Regions from separate parts of the Homo sapiens genome. Here region 1 is linked to region 2. A link is a contact called in ENCODE Hi-C or POLR2A ChIA-PET data. All regions are on one chromosome and are shown on one strand. The core of a region is the stretch at or near the end of the contact, and the rest is flanking DNA. Distances in the headings are between cores, read along the strand shown.

Region 1 (4,982 bases), core at 344-2,843, 300 kb after region 2:
TTATCTCTGTTAGTGATTGGAAAGTTGGGTCCAAGTTTGTGAAAATTTTTTATTTGTTAACTAAAAATATATTCATTCTGGTGAACATCTGACAGTTTAAGAGGAATGGATATGAGCCTTTTTATTTTTTATTTTTCGCTCTGCCTGTTCCAGATTATATCTTATTATCAATTGATGTATAATGCAATAAAAGCTTTTTATAAACCATAAAGCATTAATACAGCTATAAAGTAGTGTGAGTATCTTTACTGATTTTTGTGCAACCTGCATTTCCCAGCTAGCCAGCCATGCCCACCCCTTCTAGGCCCTGAACTGAAGGCACTTATCCACCTACTGGTTATCTTTATTAAGTGACTGGGCAAATAGATTGAGATGGTGCCAGTAGTGTAGAAATAGATTGTACCAGGATCTTGGATTTTATGTTCAGGAGTCACAGTTGGCTCATTTTTGCAACAAGTTCGACTGAGCATCCTGGCCACTATGCTATTCCAGGCCCCAGGCTTGCTGGAAGCATTGGGGCGGGTGTCCAGGTGGAACTCTGTAATTTCCCTGGAGGCTGGTGGGGCCTGGGGCACCTGGAACCCTCAGGGCAGTCTCCTCCTGCTGAGAGCAGCCTTAGTGGTTTATCTCAGTTTGCTGTACAGATTTCATGCGCTGTGTATGTCATGGTGTGAAAAATGCTGAGAAGGCCGGATGTTAGGTGGTTATACTGAGTTGCAAGTTGTTGCATTGAAGGTTATGGATGGCGTGTCCTCTACCCTGCTTGGCAGGCTTTGCTGCAAATGCATTTTTTGTCCTTGTCACAGTAAACAGAGACATCTATATTTGAGAGTTCACTCTCATTAAGCTACTGATTTAGTTCTCTGTGAGACAACCAGGCTGGTCCTAATATATGAAAGTGTTTTAATAGTTAAATTCATTCAGGCTGGGCATAGTGGTTAATGCCTGTAATCCCAGCACTTTGGGAGATGGAGGTGGGCAAATCACCTGAGGTCAGGAGTTCAAGACTAGCCTGGCCAACATGGTGAAACCCTGTCTTTACTAAAAATACAAAAATTAGCCAGGCGTGGTGGCGCATGCCTGTAATCCCAGCTACTCGAGATGCTGAGGCAAGAGGTAGGCTGAGGCAGGAGCCTGAGCTTGAGCCCAGGAGGCGGAGGCTGCAGTTAGCCAAGATCGCCCCACTGCACTCCAGCCTGGGTGACAGAGAGACTCTGTCTCAAAAAAAAAAAAAAAAGTTAAATTCATTCATTGGACACGTATTTCTTGAGCACAGACAATGTAATAAACTCTGGAGACACAGGTTGAATAACATAAGACTCTTCCTCCAGTGGGCTTGGGAGGGAGATGGCTGGGTACACAAACAGTCACCATCTGATGTGATGAAAGCCCCGCACAATTCTGACCTTCATAAGGGGACACTTACCCTGCCCTTTCTCTCCTGTTCCAAACACGACATGAACATAGCATGACAAGATTCTCAATCTCGCTAAACACCTCATGGTATGTTTGACCTCCTATGTCATAGTTCTTTGTGATATAACAGCTTATTGCATGATTGAAGACTCATGGGTTCATTACATTGCTTATCCTCCTATCCTATCTGCAGCCTCTAGTCCAAGGCTCCCAAGGGCCCCACGATATCTGATGCATCTTAGCACAGAGCAAGCTAATGCCGACTCATGCCACATCCCCGTTACACACAAGAGGTCAGAGAGGAAGCAGGGCAGAGCAGTTTTCCTCTGAGCCAGACCTCAGAGGTGGCCGTGGTATTTTTGTTTTCCCTTCCACCAAACAAAAGGTTTGTTACACCTACAAACTTTCCACTGTAAATGAGGTTGAGACTTCATTGAGAAAGATCTGGAATGGAACAGATTAGGTTTTTAAAACCGAATTAAGCTTGAAACAAAAGTTGAGTCAACTATGATGATAATAACATTTGACCTACAAGAATGAAAGGAAACTACACAAGTAAACAAAGCCACATTTAATGATGGAGGCCTATTTGCTTTGTTTTGAAAATACAGGATTATTTTGAGCTTCAAAAGGAAATGTGCTTACGCACAATTTGAAGGTTGTAGTTTCCGTCTCAAAGAAAAATGATTGGAGATTTCACTTGGGTAAAATTTAAGAGAGCTTTGTCCTTTGAGCACCTAAAATCTTCAGAGTTAAGTTGTGATTTGTCTTTTTTGTCTGATAATGACTACAACTAATGTTAACTGAGCATTTGCCAAGGACTATGCCAATGAATTATCTCTTACTAATCAGAAACACAGCACAGTAGTGGTGAGCCAAATTTTATGTTGCTTTTGTTGTATGATAAAAGATTCAAGAGATATAAAAGAAAGAAAAATAAGGTTATCTCTGAATACAGCATGTGGCATTGCTGTTCTACTGGTAATTATGTGAAGGGCAAGATCACTTTTGAGAACATGCTCGTTACTCCTCCAAGACCACATTTAGAGTCCGCATGATCCAAGGACAGCAGCTGTGTTTGTTATCAATTCAGATTCTACTTTGTACTTTGTGGAACCCAATAATGTACCAGCAAGAAACTCGAGTCTCCTATGTTGAGAAAAATGTGACTTTGGCTGTAAGGAGGTTTCAAGAGGCAAAGATTTTTAGTCTCCCTGAACAAAATTTTGTGTTTTGTTTTTTTTTCCAGGAGAGGTTCATATCAATGCTTGGAATATCTGAAGTACAGGCATTCTGGAATTAATGAATATACCACCCATTCAAGCAAGTCAGGGAGTTGTGTTGCAAATGGGAAGGCTTCTCATGGGCCTGGAGACCAGAAGGCAATTGCAGACCCCTTCCTCTTCCCAGGGCAGCCAGCTCACCAAGCTTCTGTCACACTGGCCTCTTTCTGTTCGTCCAACACATGACTCATCTTTTGCATTGGGGCCTTTGTATCTATGTACATTCTGCCTGGAAGGCTCCTTGAACTCTGCTCTTTTTTTTTCTTAGCTCAAAAATCAAGATTTTTTTTCCCCTGACTGTCTTATCTAAAGTAGACTTTCTCAAGTTAGGGCGTCTATTCTAGTCTACAATTGTATGTTATTGCAGGTCATTATTATCTGGCTCCCTTCACCTCCATGTAAGATCCATGACAGCAGGCCCTGTGTCCCTCTTGTTCACCAGTGGGGTCCACTTGACATATAGTTGTTGCTCAATGCACGTGTGTGTGTATGTATGTGTGTGTGTGTGTATATATACACACACACATATACATACATATTATATTTTATATATACATATATATATATATATATATATTTAGAGACAGCGTCTCACTCTGCTGCCCTGGCTGGAGTGAAGTGGCATGATCATAGCTCACTGCAGCCTTGACCTCCTGGGCTCGACAAATCCTCTTGCCTCAGCCTCCTGAATAGCTGAGACTACAGATGTGCACTGCCACACCTGGCTTATTATAATTATTATTATTATTTATTTGTAGAGACAGGGTCTCGCTGTGATGCCCAGGCTAGTCTTGAACTCCAGGCCTCAAGGGATCCTCCCAACTCAGCCTCCCAAAGTACTGGGATTATAGACATGAGCCATTGCACTGGCTCAATGCATATTTATTAAGTGAATGAATGAATGAGAAGTGAATTCATGAATAAATGAATAATATGAATTTAGCTATATTAGCAAAATGGGATATTACAGGACAGCACACAAACCTTATTACTGTTGTTTCTCTGAAAAATATGCCCCCTGAGAATGCAACTTGTGAATGGGCAAGAGACTACATAAAAGGGTTAAAAAGGGCTAGGGCATCAAAAGTAGAAATAACAATATACAGACATGAAATTTGCCTCTGAAGAAGCATAAAGGAAATCTGCTTGCCTTGAATAATCTTTAAGTCTGAAAACACTTCATCTATCAAAATCCTGTCACGTGTCACTAGTTCCCACTCCCAATAACACTTTTCTTGAGAAGATAGAAATGTGCACCCACATTCTTGACTGCATCACGCTTCCTGCAAACATTGCGGGTGGAGAGACGGGAGAAAAAGCATCAGGGAAGTGTTGAAATAACTCATATTAGTGACCCCTAATTCCACAGTCAGTTTTAAGTGGGCAACTCTGTCTTCAGAAGCCTTAGGCTTTTGAATCTGTAGAAATCTGCAGCTCACAATGTAAGCTGTTGGCTACCAGGAAATGAAGGGATGAAATACTAATTTGATGAGTAGAGGAGGGAGGATGTTTGCTCATAGAGTTGTCTGCAGGTTGTGAGAGAGTGCCAGAATTTGGGCTTCTGGAGGAGGGAGAGAAGATTGGAGCAGTCTGAAAGAGAAAAACAAAGTCCTCTGGTCCTGAGACCTTCCGCCAGGGATTGAGAGGCTGGGGTAGAGGTTAGGGGCTGGAGGGAGAAGTGAGAGCTGCAGTTTGGGGAAGTTCTGGGATCTTCTGCTTCTATCCCTGCACACAGCAAGCCATTGGGATTTTCCAAAGCTTCAGGATAGATGAGACAGTGCGGCCCAGAGTCTGAAGTGGCCTCAGCTATGTAGGCAGAAATATGTTGGTGATGCCTGAAGGTTCTTGTGTGAGCATGAGAGTAAGCTGGCAGCTAATTCCCTGCCACTGAGCCTGCTCCTTCTTGTCTTAGGGTTACAGTCTTGGGTTACGGTGTCACTGACATAATCTCCAAAGATCTGATCATGTCTTCTAATGTGTCCTAAGAACCACTTGAGAGGTACCAAGTCCTGTAGAGATTCAGAGGAGGAAAAGTGCACTTCTGGCTGTGGGTCAGGAAAAGGCTCCAGGAAAGAGCTGGCTCGGAGGGATAAGGAGGCTTTTAGTGGATGGGGAAAGAAAAGCATTCAAAGATGAAACAGCGAGAGCAAAGTACAGAGGGAACGCAGAGGTGTTGTCAAAGACTGATGTGGAGACCTGCTGCATGTACTTGGGAGGAGAGGGAGGGGCTAACAGCCACTGGGAACTATGGATGGAGGCAGTGTTCTCAAGAAGAGTAAAACA
Region 2 (5,250 bases), core at 323-2,822:
CAGTTTCTTTAAGCACTTACCAGTTGATGGACATATGGGTTGTTTCCATCTTTGGCTACTGTAAATAGTGCTGCTGTGAGCACTGGTGTACAAGCTTTTGTTTGAATACCTCTTTTTCAGTTCTTTTGGGAATATACCTAGGAGTGGAGTTGCTGGGTCATATGGTAATTCTATATTTAACTTTTTAAGGAACTGCCAAAGTGATTTCCACAGAGGTTGCATCATTTCATATTCCCACTAACAATGCACGAGGGTTTCAGTTTCTCTATGTCCTCACCAAACATCATTAAATATATTATTGAGAAGTTTTTCTGGAACTGTAATACAGAATTTATGAAAATCTAAATTTACAGAACGGTTTGGAGGGCATTTTGGCACATGGCTTGGCATTTTTAAGTTGTTAACAGTGTGAAGTATTCGGTGCTTCCCTGCAGTCAGAGCCCCTGGTTATTCTGGGAGCCACATGGCACTTGACCTCACAGTTAGTTTTAAGGCTCTGTTCCCTTGCTCGTTCCATGGTGTAGAACATTCCCATTTCTCATAGACCTTTATTTCTCAATTTTCTTTCTGCAGAGCACAAAGCCTTCCTCTGTATCCCCCACCCAGTAACTCCTCCCAATCCCCCAGTCTTATTAATATCCCAGCCCGTAGGAAAAACCGTCAAAGGAGATAACACCTGCCCACACATCCCCCATTGCACTCTGATAATATCTAATGAGACTTTCCAAGGCTCACCTTCAGCATGACAAACACCAATTCTCCCTGCTGGATTCCTGCTGTACCTGTCCCCAGTCCAACAACTTCCTGTTAGGAAAACCTGGCAGTTTTTCAATTAAGCAGATTGCACATGTCTTTCCAGAAATCTCAGGATCCTGGTGTGGTGAAAAGGACAGAATATCTGGGCTCTAGGCCCCATCTGTCACCCATGACCTTTGTTCTTTTCAGCATTTCCTACTGAATTTCTGCCAACTGCAAAGTGCTGTATTATACAGTGGACAGATCACTGGTCCTGCCTAGGTCTCAAATCTAGGAGAGGAAACACCTTGTCTTTCCTGGATCTGAATGATCCTGGACATCTATTCCACCTGAAAGTAATTCTTTGCTTCTGAATTGGAAAGACTGTCTCGATGGGAGGGAACAGTGATACTATTTCTTGGTACTATAAATGGTACTATTTCTTGTTTTATCGAGTCTAGAAGTAGGCGTGTAACAAATGAGTAAACGTTCCCAAAATATTTGGGAGAGGACATGAGACATGGAAAGAAAATTGAGACTTGCCGTCACTTTCACAAAGCCCCCCAAATTCAGCAGAACAAAAATCTCAGAAGGAAAGGCAATCCTCGAACTTAAATGCATTTTTACTTTGTGTATTAGCCTTATTTTTCCAATTTCTAGGGAACCACTGGCTTAGAGAAGAGAATCCAAAGAAGCAGAAACCCAATCTTCCGCTGACGTCTCAACAATGTGCCATCTGAACGATTTCTCATTTCTCTGTCTCCCTAGTTTCTTTTTCAGTTAACTCAAAAGTTTTCACTGGCCCATTTGAGCATTTTCGAAGTGTAACTAACGTCTACAGCCACTAGAGGGCAGACCGCAGCCTGAGGTCCGGTCCTGAGGCTGCAGAACCATCACCTCATTTCATTTTCCCTGCGTGCCTCCAGACGGCGCTGCAGCTCGTGTCAATCTTGCCAGCTCCGACGCTCCTGGCGCTGAGCTCCTCACTGGAGAGGGTAGGGAGAGTCTACCGTATCTGAGAGGCAACTGAGGAAGGGGCACCCTTCCTGGAGACGCTGCCCTGCATCAGAATCCCAGGAGGAGCTTTCCTCTTTGTATTTAAATTCTGTAACTGGAATTCATCATTGGCATAAAAAATATTTATAAAGTTCTTCGGCAGCGTCGTAGGCTACTAAGCGTGGAATAAACAGACGCTGCCCCGTCAGGGTTGAGTGACCCATCAAAACTCCTGAGGAACTTTCTCCTGTCAGTTTCTTCAGGGACAGCAGGACGACATTCTCCTTTCCCTCCCTCTAAAAACACAGGCAGGATATCATCTTTGGAGTCTTAGCATTCTCACACATCATGTTCTCAGTTCATCCAGAACCTTGAGAGGGAGGTATTCTATTTCTCCCAGTTTCATTTTTATTTTAAAACTCAATCTCGGGTTTCAGAAATCTGTTTTAACGATTTTAAACTTTTCTTTTCTTTTCTTTTTGAGACGGAGTCTTGCTCTGTTGCCAGGCTGGAGTGCACTGGCGCGATCTCCGATCACTGCAACTTCTGCCTCCCGGGTTCAAGCGATTCTGTTGCCTCAGCTTCCCCAGTAGCTGGGACTACAGGCGCCCGCCACCACGCCTGGCCAATTTTGTGTATTTTTAGTAGAGATGGGGTTTCACCGCATTAGCCAGGATGGTCTCGATTTCCTGACGTCGTGATCTGCCCTCCTCGGCCTCCCAAAGTGTTGAGATTACAGGCGTGAGCCACCGAGCCCGGCCCGATTTTAAACTTTTCAAAGCAAAGTTGATGTTAAAAACATGAAATACCACGAAAGAGCTTGTCATGAGAAGGAACGTTCCCAGTCTATTCCTTCCCACACGCCACCCCTGGTTCTCCAGCTAAAGGCGACCTTTAGGAACTTTTAACAGTTTCTATTTTCAGGATTTCTTGGGGGTCACCTCCAGATCTCTAAGTGATGTACCCATGGTACTATTTCTTGTTTTATTGAGTCTAGATTATAAACAATCTACTGAGTTTCTCTTTTAACAGATGAGGATTTAGCCTTTTTGAGGAAGTCTCTTGTGATCTCTGTTTTGAAGATGAGAAAACTGAAACTCACAAGGTTCAAGTGACGTGTCCAAGGTCACATAACCAAGAGCTGATGGAGTGGGAATTAGGACCCAGGTTTCCTAACTCTAGGATCCTTGTAATTTCCACCCCACGTTGTGGGGGACTCAACCCGCCTTTGCAAAAATTATAACTGAGAAAATTATGACAATGAAAGAGATCTGACGTAACCAACTCCATCTTGCTTCTAACCTCCAAGCTGTCCTTGTTCATTCCTGGGTGTAGGCTGAACTAACTTTGCGAGGAACTTAGTTTATAGTTTAACTTTGAAACAAAGGTGACAACAGCCCTTTCCCAAAACAAACCCCCTTCCTGCTTGGGACCAGACTGCCTTTAGAGGACTAATAGATTAGCCTCTATTAGTCCTCTAATCTTGTGGCTACAAGATTAGAAATTATGGTTCAGGAGTCATGCAGCTGGAGGCTATAAGATTCTGAACTGGCCAGGCACGGTGGCTCACGCCTGTAATTCCAGCACTTTGGGAGGCCGAGGTGGGTGGATCACGAGGTCAAGAGTGCAAGACCAGCCTGGGCAAGATGGTGAAACCCCGTCTCTACTAAAAATACAAAAAAATTAGCCAGGCTTGGTGGCACGCGCCTGTAATTCCAGCTACTTGGGAGGCTGAGGCAGAGAATTGCTTAAACCCAGGAGGCCGAGGTTGCAGTGAGCCAAGATTGCGCCACTGCACTCCAGCCTGGGCGACAGGGAAAGGCTCCATCTCAAAAAAAAAAAAAAAAAAAAAAAAGGAAAAGAAAAGATTCTGAAGATTCTGAACCTCCTTGAATTACTCCTGGGGATAAATCATCATTGTAAAATTTAAGATCAGTGCTTGAGCTATTTTGCAGACTCTGTGCTGGATATATCAGCTGGCACCACCCAGATGGATACACTGGCTCATCTGGTCTTGTGGCCCCCACCCAGGGACTGCCAGACAGCACAAGAGGACAGCTTCGACTCACTGTGATTTCATCTCCAACCCAACAATCAGCACTCCTGACTCACGGTCCCCTAGCCACCAAATTATCCTTAAAAACTCTGATCCCTGGCTGGGCGCCGTGGCTCACGCCTGTAATCCCAGCACTTTGGGAGGCCGAGGTGGGCGGATCACAAGGTCAGGAGACCGAGTCCAGCCTGGCTAACACGGTGAAACCCCGTTTCTACTAAAAACACAAAAAATTAGCCGGGCGTGGTGGCGGGCGCCTGTAGTCCCAGCTACTCAGGAGGCTAAGGCAGGAGAATGTCGTGAACCCGGGAGGCGGAGCTTGCAGTGAGCCGAGATTGCGCCACTGCACTCCAGCCTGGGCCACAGATCGAGATTCTGTCTCAAAAAAAAAAAAAAAAAAAAAAAAAAAAAAAACTCTGATCCCTTAATTCTCAGAGACTGATTTGAGTAATAATAAAACTCCGGTCTCCCCTACAGCCAGCTCTACATGAATTAAATTCCTTCTCTGTTGCGATTCCCCCATCTTGATAAATCAGCTCTGTCTAGGCAGTGGGCAAGGAGAACCCCCCGGGCAGTTACAGCACCACTTCACGGCTTACCCGCCAGGGTAATTACCTTCTAGGGTTGTATTCAGGTGTCAAAACTGAGGTAGTGGCCAGGCGTGGTGGCTCACATCTGTAATCCTAGCATTTTGGGAGGCCATGGCTGGCGGATCACCTGAAGTCAGGGGTTCGAGACCAGCCTGGCCAGCATGATGAAACCCCTTCTCTACTAAAAATATAAAAATTAGCCAGGCGTGGTAGCACTTGCCTGCAATGGCAGCTACTCGGGGGGCTGAGGCAGGAGAATCACTTGAATCCAGGAGGCAGAGCTTGCAGTGAGCCAGAGATTACACCATTGCACTCCAGCCTGGGTGACAGAGTGAGACTCTGTCTCAAAAAAAAAAAAAAAAAAAAAAAAAAAAAGACTGATGTAGTAAGGCTCCTTAAAATGGGTCTGAGAGATAAAATACAGGATGCCCAGTTAGATTTGAATTTCAGACAAAGAACAAATACTTTTTTGGTATAAATATGCCCTAAATATTGCATGGGGCATACCCACTGGAATATGCATGGGACATACTTGCTTTTATTTGCTAAATCTGGCAATTATAGGAGAGAAAATATTTCTTTTCTCACCAATTGCCAGGTTCATGGTTCAGACTCCTATAATAAGAGACAGATTAACAAGAGAAGAGTTTAACAAATTTATTTGAAGTAAGTTTTATGTGACAGGGGCTGGGCGCAGTGGCTCACACCTGTAATCCCAGCACTTTTAGAGGCTGAGGTAGGATGATTGCCTGAGCCCAGGAGTTCAAGACTAGCCTGAGCAACATAGCGAGACCCCCATCTCTACAAAAAGTTTAAAAATGAGCTTGGTGTGGTGGCATGCACCCGTAGCTCCAGCTACTTGGGAGGCTAAGGTGG

What was found. A loop is a pair of places that touch in the nucleus more often than their neighbours do. ChIA-PET counts read pairs that join two places held with the same protein, here RNA polymerase II (POLR2A). Pooled maps may share reads with other maps.
Region 1: a pooled map shows a loop between it and region 2 (2.4-fold over the local background). The contact joins the promoter of LINC02543 here to the enhancer-like site in region 2. A Hi-C loop is called at or near these places in 2 of 37 single-sample maps with no recorded cell type and 7 of 50 pooled maps. POLR2A ChIA-PET finds 5 or more read pairs at or near these places in 2 of 52 experiments (B cell and WTC11).

Annotation. Positions count from the first base shown.
Region 1 is chr6:15,993,351-15,998,332 of GRCh38, forward strand. LINC02543 (long intergenic non-protein coding RNA 2543) reads left to right here and starts at 1,594. Exons shown (of 2, transcript NR_183311.1): 1 at 1,594-1,801.
Region 2 is chr6:15,689,824-15,695,073 of GRCh38, forward strand. No RefSeq gene overlaps it. Among named protein-coding and RNA genes, the nearest start is that of DTNBP1, 29 kb to the left of the region's middle. Within about 2 kb of position 1,573, at least 6 of the 41 ENCODE cell types and tissues checked have a DNase peak (open chromatin) inside an H3K27ac peak, as active enhancers do; they include B cell, where a contact is called at or near this core.